Linked DNA regions of Homo sapiens: region 2 is linked to region 1. The links are chromatin contacts, found by Hi-C or POLR2A ChIA-PET in ENCODE. All regions are on one chromosome and are shown on one strand. The core of a region is the stretch at or near the end of the contact, and the rest is flanking DNA. Distances in the headings are between cores, read along the strand shown.

Evidence for each region. Hi-C counts contacts between places; a loop is a spot of excess contacts on that map. ChIA-PET counts read pairs that join two places held with the same protein, here RNA polymerase II (POLR2A). Pooled maps may share reads with other maps.
Region 2: a pooled map shows a loop between it and region 1 (2.7-fold over the local background). The contact joins two enhancer-like sites. A Hi-C loop is called at or near these places in 2 of 50 pooled maps. POLR2A ChIA-PET finds 5 or more read pairs at or near these places in 2 of 52 experiments (CD8-positive, alpha-beta memory T cell and activated naive CD4-positive, alpha-beta T cell).

Annotation. Positions count from the first base shown.
Region 1 is chr19:7,178,067-7,184,525 of GRCh38, forward strand. It overlaps INSR (insulin receptor), which reads right to left. Exons shown (of 22, transcript NM_000208.4): 3 at 6,250-6,459. Among named protein-coding and RNA genes, the nearest start is that of ZNF557, 110 kb to the left of the region's middle. RefSeq lists an enhancer at 1,129-1,228. Within about 2 kb of position 5,210, at least 26 of the 41 ENCODE cell types and tissues checked have a DNase peak (open chromatin) inside an H3K27ac peak, as active enhancers do.
Region 2 is chr19:7,649,531-7,655,441 of GRCh38, forward strand. No RefSeq gene overlaps it. Among named protein-coding and RNA genes, the nearest start is that of STXBP2, 15 kb to the left of the region's middle. Within about 2 kb of position 2,706, at least 11 of the 41 ENCODE cell types and tissues checked have a DNase peak (open chromatin) inside an H3K27ac peak, as active enhancers do.

The DNA.
Region 1 (6,459 bases), core at 3,960-6,459:
TTGTTCTCACACTCCTGGGTATTCAACTCTTCAGAGTGATTTTTGTGACTGTAGGATCATAAAGTATGTATCTGGTCTTCATCCCGGTTCTTGGCACAGAGCTTCAAAAACCCTTGGAACTTTCTGAGTCACAGGAATGCTTTTGTTAGGAGTGTTAGGAATGTCGGGGTGACTTGTGGGGGGGGGGGTGCCTAGATAACATGAGGGTGGGGGGCGGTCACCAGAAAGAACAACCCTGTGATCAGAGGGTTGGGGCTTTTAGGACCTCCAGGGAGATGAGGGGGCTGGAAATGGCAGTGTTGAATCACATGGTCAATGATTTCAATCAATCACGCCTAAGGAATGAGACTCCAATTAAAACTCTGGATACTGGGCCGGGTGCAGTGCCTCACGCCTGTAATCCTAGCACTTTGGGAGGCTGAGGCAGGTGAATCACGAAGTCAGGAGTTTGAGACCAGCCTGGCCAACATGGTGAAACCCTGTCTCTACTAAAAATACAAAAATTAGCCGTGCGTGATGGTGCATGCCTGTAGTCCCAGCTACTCGGGGGGCTGAGGCAGGAGAATTGTTTGAACCTGGGATGTGGAGGTTGCAGTGAGCTGAGATTGAGCCACTGCACTCCAGCCTGGGTGACAGAGTGAGACTCCGTCTCAAAACAAACAAACAAACAAACAAAAACTCTGGACGCTGAAGCTCAGTAGTACTTCCCAGCTGGTGGACACACCAGTATGTCAAGAGGGTGATACATGCTGTTGCCACGAGGAGGCAATATGGAAATTCTGCATCTAGAACTCTCCCAGATCTTGCCGTATGTGTATCCTTTATAATAAAACTGTAATTGTATAGCAGGGTTTTTAAATTTGAGACAAGATCTTGCTCTGCCACCCGGGCTGGGGTGCACTGGCACAATCTTAGCTCACTGCAGCCTCGAACTCCTGGGCTCAAGCGATCCTCCTGCTTAAGCCCCTCAAGTACCTGGGACTACAGGCATGCACCCCCTCACCTGGCTAATGTTTTTAAATTTTTGTAGAGATGGGATCTCACTATGTTGTCCAGGCTGGTCTCGAACCTCTGGGCTCAAGTGAGCCTCCCACCATGGCCTCCCAAAGTGCTGGGATTACAGGCATGAGCCACCACACCTGGCCAGGTTTATTTTCATTCTGTGAGTTCCTTCTAGTAAATTATGAAACCCAAACAGTTTGTGGGAATCCCCCAATTTAGAGCCAGTTAGTCAGAAGTGTGGGTGGCTGGGGGATCCCCAAGATGCTGCCAGTGTCTGAAGCAAGGGAAATCTCATGGAGGGCTGAGCCTTAAACTTGTGGCGTCTGATGCTAACTTTGGAGGAGGATGGTGTCAGAACGGTGTTGCAAGTACACCCAGGTAGTGGCAGAACAGCTGAGGCAGAAACAAAATACTGACCAAATGTTTGACTTCTTTTATTGCCTCTATTCTTATTATGTGGCAGGCAATGCTCTAAGCCTGGAGTTGGCAAACAGTGGGCTGGGAGCCAAATCCAGTAGGCCACCTGTTTTTGCAAATAATATCCTATTGGAATATGGCCACATTTATTGGTTAGTACATCGTCTAACCCTGCTTTCACGCTGCAAAGGCAGAGTTAAGTAGCTCCAACAGAGACCATATGGCCCTGAGAGCTGAAAATATTTACTATCTGGCCCTTGGCCAACCCCCGTTCTCAGCTGCCGGTATACATGAGTGAACAAAGCAGATAATATGCTTTCCCAGTGGGAAATTATAAATGACCATGAGTTCTTTGCAGCCTCTCCCACCAAGAAGTGGAGTCTATGTTCCCACCTGTTGAATCTGGGCTTGGCCATATGGCTTGCTTTGGCCAATGGAATATTTGCAAACGTGATACAAGCTGAGGCTTGAAAAGCACTTGAACATTGAGGTCTGCCCTTCCTGGCTGCTGGGGTAAGAGACTTATGGAGAGAGACCCCCACTGACCATCAAAGACACAAGAGGCTCCCCTAAACCATCAGCCGTAGCTAAACAGGCCCAGGCCAGACAAACCTTCAGTCAACACATGAAATCATCAGAGCTCCTAAAGGAGTGTTTTAAGCCACTAAGCACTGAGGTGGTTTTGTTACGCAACAAGAGCTAGCTGATACACTCACAAAGCTTATCATCTGGTTGGGGAGAGTGAATAAATTGACAACAAAGGCTAGGTACAGTGGCTCAGGCCCTGTAATCTCAGCACTTTGGGAAGCCAAGGTGGGAGGATCACTTAAACCCAGGAGTTCAAGACGAGCCTGGGGAATATAGCAAGACCCCCAACACTACAGAATTTTTTTTTAGCCAGGTGTGGTGGTGTGTGCCTATATAGTCCCAGCTACTCAGGAGGCTGTGGCAGGAGGATCTCTTGAGCCCAGGGGGTTGAGACCACAGTGAGCCATGTGGGTGCCACTGCACTCTAGCCTGGGTGACAGACCAAGACCTTGTCTCAAAAAAAAAAAAAAAAGACAAAAATATCAGCTAGTGACAAATCGAAGAGTTAAAACTAAATGATGTGACAGAGAGTGCACGGATGATTGACTCAGACGGGAAGGATTTGCCAAGGAGGTGACTTTTAAGCTGCCATCTAGATGACGAGGGGAAAAAGTGGATCATTCTCAAATGCAGGGACAAGCATTATAGGAAGAGGGAACAGCTAATTGAAAGGCACAGAGGAAAGCGGATGTAGCAAGTTGCAGGAAAAGCTCCTGCGGTAACGACCACCACGGCCAGGGGGCACCGGAATGAAATGAGAATGAGAACTGGCCGAGCCCTCCCGATGAGGAGTTTGGATTCTGTCCATTGGTCTTGGGAAGCCACCGGAGGGTTTTAGGGAAGGACATGGCATATGATCAGATGACCACTTTTATTTTTTCTTTTGAGACAGAGTCTCACTCTGTCACCGAGACTGCAGTGCAGTGGCACACTCTCGGCTCACTGCGACCTCCACCTCCCGGGTTCAAGCAATTCTGCTGTCTCAGCCTCCCGAGTAGCTGGGATTACAGGCGCCCACTGTAATCCCACGCCTGGCTAATTTTTGTATTTTTAGTAGAGATGGGGTTTCACCATGTTGGTCAGGCTGGTCTCGAACTCCTGACCTCAGGTGATCCACCCACCTCGGCCTCCCAAAGTGCTGGGGTTATAGGCGTGAGCCACCGCGCCTGGCCCAGGTGGCCACTTTTTACCAGTGTCACTAGAATGGAAGCAGGAGCAAAGAGATTGTTCAAGGGGACTGGGTCAGACCAGACATGATGGTGAAATAGATGGAGGTGTAGACAAATTTGAGACCTCAGCTTAATAGGAAGAAGTGAGAGAGGCCAAGAAGAATCAAGGATTTTAGGTAATTCTCCCCTTCCCAGTGGATACCCCATACGCATTGAAAATTTATTCATCACAAATATCTGGTCCTTCTCATCTCAGGAAGCAGCACTGTGCTATTACATCCCAGCAGGTACTTTGGAACGACAGTAGATGGTGAGACCTTTTTTTTTTTTTTTTTGGAGATGCAGTTTCACTCTTGTCACACTTGCCTGGGGGCTAACGTGCAATGGCGTGATCTCAGCTCACTGCAACCTCTGCCTCCTGGGTTCAAGCAATTCTCATGCCTCAGCCTCCCGAGTAGCTGGGATAACAGGTATGCATCACCATGCCCAGCTAATTTTTTTTTTGTTTTTGTATTTTTAGTAAAGACGGGGTTTCACCGTGGTGGCCAGGCTGACCTTGAACTCCTGCCCTCAGATGATCCGTCCACTTCGGCCTCCCAAAGTGCTGGGATTACAGGCATAAGCCACTGTGCCTGGCCAAGGCCTTTTAACATGGGTTCCCAGAACTCTGCTCTGAAAACATCAAGAACTCCTTCCCAGATAAGCCACCAGAATGGAAGAAAACATCTGGCCCTATTTGATATCAAACCACATTAGAAAATGCCACAGTACGATTAAGTCTTTCATAAGATAAAAAGAAAAGCTTCAGGCCAGGTGCGGTGGCTCATGCCTGTAATCCCAGCACTTTGGGAGGCCGAGGTGGGTGGATCACTTGAGGTCAGGAGTTCAAGACCAGCCTGGCCAACATGATGAAACCCGGTCTCTACTAAAAATACAAGAAAAATTTAGCTGGGTATGGTGACAGATGTCTGTAATCCCAGCTACTTAGAGGCTAAGGCAGGAGAATCACTTGAACCCGGGAGGCTGAGTTGCAGTGAGCCAAGATCGCACCATTGCACTTCAGTCTGGGCAACAAGAATGAAACTCCATCTCAAAAAAACAAAAGCACAAACAAAAAAAAATTGGCCAGGCTTGCTGCCTCACACCTGTAATCCCAGCTACTTGGGAGGCTGAGGCAGGAGAATGGCTTGAACCTGGAAGGCAGAGGTTGCAGTGAGCTGAGATCATGCCACTGCACTCCAGCCTGGGTGACAGAGTGAGGCTCTGTCTCAAAATAAATAAATTAATTAATTAAAAGCTTCAGAAATAAAAATATTAATTTTTTTAAACCTACGCAATAAAATACGGTGACAATGCACCCCCCTCTCCTTTGTTTTCTTCCGTTCAGGAAAGGTCCCAGATACCAAGGATGTGCGGTCAATTTCTCAGGGTTTCTGTTTTAGCATCTCCCGCATCATCAGTGAGAAAATCAAAGGAGGTTGCTATATTTCTCAGGCCATTGTTAAGGTGAGGGAAAAATGCCTTTTATTTAAGGCCAATGTCTTTTAAACAAACATCTTGCCAGAAGATATTAACCCATTTTTTTTATTTCAATTGTGATTTTAAAAAGAAAGAAATGAATCAAAAGGAATATGGTCATTTCCTCAATCTTGGGAATACACTGGCCAAAAAAAAAAAAAAAAACCTAAAACAAAAGTCTGTCTGGTATGAAAAGGTGATTTATAGACCCTTTTGGTCAATAAAGCCAAAAGGTTTTTTTGGTAGGTTTTTATCAACAACGAGCAAAACAAAACATATTGTACTTGCAGGTTTCACAAACACTCAAAGAAAGAGTCATAAGAACTGAAATTACAGCTTGTTTTCCTTCCCGCCCTCTCCACCCAGGGAAATACAATTTCCCACCCCAACACTCTCGCTTGGCTAATTCTCAAGTCTGAAGAGGAAGATACTTTACGTAAGCAGGTCAGCTCAAGGCCTCTTGATGTGTGTCTGTTTCTGATTTGTTTTTGTGTTGTTTTGTGGTGTGTGTGTGTGTGTGTGTGTGTGTGTGTGTGTGTTTTAAAACAAAACATAAAACCTCAATACAAAAACCAGGAAACAGATTTTTGCAACTCAGTTACGGCCCCAAAATAGCTCATGGAAGAAGCTCACAGTACGAACAGAAAGTCTGCGATGTGCGTAGGAAATCTGACTCTGTCGAAGAGAGAAAACCCTGCTATTTCTCACCCAAACGGCAGGAAATGGTTTGATTATACTGTCCTTCAGAGAACAGCAAAGCCCTGAGAATAATGCAGAAGCGAGTCTCTTCCTCCTGGAGACAGTATGTTCTGGGCTAATCTTGGCACACCACCAGGCTACAGGTCAGGGAAGACACGAAAGACCTTGGTATATCCTTTATGTGACAATGATGAAGCTACATCAGTGAGGACAGGCCACGTGGAGGATTTTAGGGAAAACCAAGGACTCTGTCCTTATTATATTTTCTTGTTCTGAAGCCAACCACAGAAAGCTTAGAACTGAGGTCCACAATGCCAGACTGGGTGCGGTGGCTCACACCTGCAATCACAGCACTTTGAGAGGCCAAGGCAGGTGGACCACCTGAGGTTGGGAGTTCGAGACCAGCCTGACCAACATGGCGAAACCCTGTCTCTATTAAAAATACAAAAATTAGCCGGGCATGGTGGCAGGCACCTGCAGTCCCAGCTGCTTGGGAGGCTGAGGCAGGAAAATCGCTTGAACCCAGGAGGCAGAGGTTGCAGTGAGCCAGGTTCGTGCCACTGCACTCCAGCTTGGGAGTCTTGCGGCAAGACTCCATCTCAAAAAAAAAAAAAAAGAATGGTGGGCACAATGCCAGAAGTATATACTATCTGGTCCTTTAGAGAAAAAGGTAGTCAACTCCCACTCCCAAGCCCAGGACCAAAACAGGGTGCAAAAGTAGCATCTGAGAGCAGAGACCTCACTCATAGCCAATTAACCCTGGGTTTGCACACAGTTTTAACAAGCGGCATCGTCACAACCAACCCCACGTTCCTTCTCCTCTCGGCTGCCCCCCAGACCCACATCCAGAACTCACTTGCTGGAATTCATCGTGTACCCGGAGGGACACTCAGGGATGCACTTGTTGTTGTGAATGACGTACTGGTGGCAGCCCTGCCTCCGCGAGTTCTTGCATTTGTGGTGCAGGTCCTGGCAGAAGCTGAAGTTCACACAGCGCCAGTCCTGGAAGTGGTAGTACGGGGGCGGGCAGGTCTCCACACACCTGCCGTCCAGGTAGAAGTTGCGG
Region 2 (5,911 bases), core at 1,456-3,955, 470 kb after region 1:
GTCTGTGTCCTAATCTGCTCTTCTTACAAGGAAACTGGTCATGTTGGATTAGGGCCCACGCATATGACCTCATTTTTACTTAATTATTTCTTTAAAGATTCTATCTCCAAGTATAGTCACTTTCTGAGGCAGTTGCGGGGCAGGACTTCAGCATAGACATTTGTGGAGAGGACACAGTTCAGCCCATAGCACTCAAGTGAGGTGTGAATCTCACAGCACCAATAGAACAGGAGAGGCCGGGCGAGGTAGCTTACACCTGTAATCCCAGTGCTTTGGGAGGCCTAGGTGGGAGGATCGCTTGGGCCCAGGAGTTTGAGACCAGCCTGGGCGGCATAACACGATCCTATCTCTACAAAAAAATTTTAAAATTAAATTTTTTTAAAATTTTTTTATGGGCATGGTGTCTTGCACCTGGGGTCCAGTTTACTCAGGAGACTGAGGTGGGAGATCGCTTGAGGCTAGGAGTTTAAGACCAGCCTGGGCAACATAGCAAGACCCCATCTCTACAAAAAATAAGAAAAATTAGTCAGGCACGTGATGGCACACGCCTGTAGTCCCAGCTGCTCAGGACTTTCAGGTGGAAGGATTGCTTGAGCCCGGGAGGTTGAGACTGCAATGAGCTATGATCATGCCACTGCACTCCAGCCTGGGTGGCAAGGTGACACCCTATCTCAAAAAAAAAAAAAAAAAAGAAAAAGGAAAAGAAACCTCTCTGGGGCACAGATATACAGCCAGCCACATGAGTAATCTGAGGCAAAAGGGGCTGTGGGAGCCCATATCACATCTAATCCACCCAGACTGGGGGCAATCAGGGAAGGCTTCCTAGAGGAGGCAGCATTTGCATAGAGAATGAAAATGAAGGGGGCGAAGGGAAGGGAGGGGAGGGCAGAGCAGAAGCCAAGGCCAGAGAATGCAGGAGGCCCCTGAGGAGCTGGAGGGGAGGGTACTGACCTGCAACCCAATCTGAGAACCACGTGGAGGTTCTGGTGAGGCCATGGTGAGGGTTTTGGTCCCTGCTGAGGCCATAGGACATCATAGACAGGGTCTGAGTTGGGACAGGTAGGGACCCATGTCTCATGTTGGCAGTGAAATTCTCACTGCTGGAGTGGGTGCCTGGGGAGGGGGCAGAGGGTGGGGAAGCATCCTCTTCAGAGGTAGAGCCTCTCTTACCGCCTGTGCTCAAGCGATCCTCCCACCTCAGCCTCCTGAGTAGCTGGGACCATGAGTGCACATCACCAAGCCCAGTTAATCTTTTAATTTTTTGTAGAGACTGGGTCTGGCTATGTTGCCCAGGCTGGTCTCCTGGGCTCAAGCGATCTGCCCACCTCGGCCTCCCAAAGTACTGGGATGACAGGCGTGAGCCACCGTGCCCGGCCTCTCTCCTGATTTTGAGGTCACAGATCCTTTTGAGAATTCAGGGAAATCTAAGGACACTCATCCCAGAAAAACTGCACACACAATTTGCAGGTGGGGGCTAAGGAAAATGCAGCCCCCTCTGATTCAGCAGTTCCACAATTAGGATTTATCGGAATCTCCCACCAGGGCAGGGAGATGGATGAGGAGAGTTGTGAAGGGGATGAGGTGTGGGGAAGAAAGTGGGTCGGCTGTGGACCCCTGGGGTCCGCCTGCCCTGGATATGCCTTTGCAGGGCCTCAGCAGGGACGCGTTTTAACTTACGGGAGGTGCAGGGAGTGGGAGGGAGGTGGTTTTAATGTTTAAAACTTAAGCTCAAGGTCGGGCACAGTGGCTCACGCCTGCAATCCCAGCACTTTGGGAGGGCGAGGTGGGAGGATTGCTTGAGGCCAGGAGTTTGAGGCCAGCCTGGGCAACATAGCAAATTCCTAAATATATGTATTTTTGAGACAAGGTCTCACTCTGTTGCCCAGGCTGGAGTGCAGTGGTGCGATCTCGATTCACTGTAACCTCTGCCTCCTGGGTTCAAGCGATTCTCCTGCCTCAGCCTCCCAAAAAGCTGGGATCACAGACGTGCGACACCATGCCCAGCGAATTTTTGTACTTTTAGTAGAGATGGGGTTTTGCCATGTTGGCCAGGCTGGTCTCTAACTCCTGGGCTGAAGACCTCCCACCTCAGCCTCCCAAAATGCAGGAATTAGAGGTGTGAGCCACTGTGCCCAGCCAATCTCTACAATACTCTTTTTATTTTATTTTATATTATATTATATTTATTTATTTATTTATTTTTTGGAGATGGAGTCTCGCTCCGTCGCCCAGGCTGGAGTGCAGTGGCATGATCTCAGCTCACTGCAACCTCCGCCTCCCCGGTTCAACCGATTCTTCTGTCTCAGCCTCCCGAGTAGCTGGGACTACAGGTGCGTGCCACCACGCCCAGCTAATTTTTGTATTTTTAGTAGAGACGGGGTTTCACCATGTTGGCCGGGATGGTCTCGAACTCCTGACGCCGTGATCCACCTGCCTTGGCCTCCCAAAGTGCTGGGATTACAGGAGTGAGCCACCGCGCCCGGCCAATACTCGTTTTAATAAAAATTTTAAAATGTATTCACGCCTAACTGGGTAGTTACTTGATACAATAAATGATCTTTTCTAGATTAAGAAAAAAGAAAAAAAAACATTTAAACTCAATTTCCTGGGAAGCCGCAGTTTTGCGCCGGGAGTGGCTTGTGTAGGCACGCGCTGCGAACGCCAGGGGGCGCTGCGGCGCAATTTCCCGGTTTCTTTGATCTTCCGCGTCTGTAACTGGAGATGAGGTGACCCGAATTAGACACGACGGGGAAGTAGGTCAGGGGTTATTCCGTGGTTCTCAGCGGAGACAAAAGTCTGTTGCTTAAACCGCCTCTGCCTCTGCTCCTTACTTATACCCAGGTGATGCAATGTCTTCACACTAAAGGCAAATATTGAGTCTACAAATATTTATGTGTCCCTGTGGGCGGCGGCAGCTGACAATATCGGGTCCTAACGAGCACGAAGTCAAGCTCCCTCTGCACGCTTTATGCAGATCCTCAAAACCCTCCTGTGAGGATCGCTGGAGCCTAGGAGTTCGAGGCTGCAGTGAGCTATGATTGTGCCTCTGCCCTCCAGCCTGGGTGAGAAAGCGAGAAGTTGTGTTAAAAACAAAAAAAAAGTTGGGGGGCCGGGCGCGGTGGCTCACGTCTGTAATCCCAGCACTTTGGGAGGCCGAGGCGGGCGGATCACGAGGTCAGGAGTTCAAGACCAGTCTAGCCAACATGGTGAAACCCTGTCTCTACTAAAAATACAAAAATTAGCCGGGCGTGGTGGTGGGCGCCTGTAATCCCAGCTACTCGGGAGGCTGAGGCAGGAGAATCGCTTGAAACCGGAAGGCAGAGGTTGCAGTGAGCCATCATGCCACTGCACTCCAGCCTGGGCAACAAGAGCGAAACCCTGTCTCAAAAAAAAAAAAAAAATTATCCTTTGAGATCCCTTCCCCCAAGTCCATTTCCCATCTCATGGTGAACCTGGCTGCTGTTCTTCAAACACACCACACTGTCCCTGCCCCAGAACCTTTGCACCTGCTATTCCCATCATCCGCAATGCTGTGCCTTGCAAGCTATTGTACTCCTTCCTCCTTCCCTTCCCCAGCTGGGAGAGGCCCCTGCTTTACTTCCTTGTGGTATCCCCACTTAGGGTGCTTTCTTTCTGGTTCTCTTCTGGTACCGAGGAATGATCCTCATTCTGGATTTGGCAGGTTGCTTCCTCTCTCCCCATCCCTGCCCCAATGTTTACCCTATAAATGGCTTAGAACCACATGCTCTATTGGAATAAGGGTCAGTTGCAGCCAGAATAATATCATGCTGGTAGGGCCGGGTACTTCCTGGTACATCACATCAGGGGGTCCATAACGTCATGTCACTACGATTGATGGGTGGGTTTGGGGAATGTCCCTGGTCCCCAGTAACTCTCCACATAAAGATGTTAACAGGAGCTGGGCCCAGTGGCTCACGCCTGTAGTTCCCAGCACTTTGGGAGGCCAAGGCAGGAGGATCACTTAGGCCCAGGAGTTTGAGACCAGCCTGGGCAACATAGCAAAACCCTGTCTCTACTAAAAATAAAATAAAGACCGGGCACGGTGGCTCATACCTGTAATCCCAGCACTTTGGGAGGCTGAGATGGGCGGATCACTTGAGGTCAGGAGTTCAAGACCAGCCTGGCCAACATGATGAAACCCCGTCTCTACCAAAAAACCAAAAATTAACCAGGCGTGGTGGTGCACACCTGTTATCCCAGCTACTCAGGAAGCTGAGGTAGGAGAATAACTTGAATCCAGGAGGCGGAGGTTGCAGTGAGCTGAGATCATGCCATTGCACTCCAGCCTGGGTGACAGAGTAAGACTCTGTCTCAAAAAATAAATAAATAAAATACAACAAAATAAAATAATTAGCCAGATGTGGCAGCAATTGCTTGTAGTCCCAGCTACATGGGAGGCTGAGGTGGGAAGATCACTTGAGTCCAAGAGGTTGAGGCTGCACTGAGTTATGATCTCGGCACTGCACTCCAGTTTGGGCGATAGAGTGAGACCCTGTCTCATAAAAAATAAAAATAAAAAAGGAAAGAAAAGAAAAAAAGTCATTAGCAGCCATCAATTTTGTTGTTGTTATTGTTTGTTTGTTTGTTTTTGAGATAGAGTTTCGCTCTTGTTGCCCAGGCTGGAGTGCAGTGATGCAATCTTGGCTCACTGCAATCTCCACCTCCAGGGTTCAATCAATTCTCCTGCCTCAGCCTCCCAAGAAGCTGGGACTACAAGCATGAGCCACCATGCCAGGCTAATTTTTGTATTTTTAGTAGAGACGGGGTCTCACCATGGTGGCCAAGCTGGTCTTGAACTCCTGACCTCAAATGATTCACCTGCCTCATCCTCCTAAAGTGCTGGGATTACAGGCATCAGCCACCGTGCCTGGCCCGCCATCCATTTTTGATTCATTACTCTCTTGAGGATTATGTCCAACTTTATCATTCCTGCTACTGGAATTAGCTGTGGTTCTTCTGAAAAAGGCTTTCTGCTTCCCTCCGGAACTAGCTGGTTTGTACAGAAAGTGACAACGTGATACATTGACTTATGTATTATTTGTGGAATGCCTTGAGGCAAGCGGTTACATGAGCTCAGCAGAAGAGCCTGGAATGGGCACAGCCCTGAGGGTCACGTGTGGCTCCCTTGGAAGCATCTAGGGAGCACCCAGGAACGATTGGCTGCCATAGTAATTACTATCTAATTTATTAGATATAGTAAAAATAAATTTATTACTAATTATCACTAACGATTCTGATTACTGGGTGAGAACAATGGTGATCTCATGTATTTATGTGCATTACAGGGTGAGAGTTCTCCTTCCTGTGGCGTGCAGGAGATTCTAGAATAGAAACTCATTGAAAGAGTGAGAGGAAAACATTTGTGATCTTGAACCTGTTCCGCTTAAAAATACATGAGGGAGGCCGAGTGCGGTGGCTCACGCCTGTAATCCCAGCACTTTGGGAGGCCGAGTTGGGTGGATCACCTGAGGTCAGGAATTCGAGACCAGCCTGGCCAACACGGTGAAACCTCGTCACTACTAAAAATACAAAAATTAGCCAGGCATGGTGGCGGGCACCTGTAATCCCAGCTACTCGGGAGGCTGAGGCAGGAGAATCACTTGAACCCAGGGAGTGGAGGTTGCAGTGGGCCGAGATCATGCCACTGCACTCCAGCCTGGGTGGTACAGCAAGACTCTGTCTCAAAATAAGTAAATAGATAAATCGATTAATAAAAAATACATGAGAGGACGGGTGCAGTGGCTCATGCTGGTAATCCCAGCACTCTGGGAGGCCGAGGTGAAAGGATCATCTAAAGCTGGGAGTTTGAGACCAGCCTGGGCAATATAGCAAGACCCCTGCCTCTACAAAAAATGTAGCTGCACCTGGTGGCACACACCCAGCTACTTGG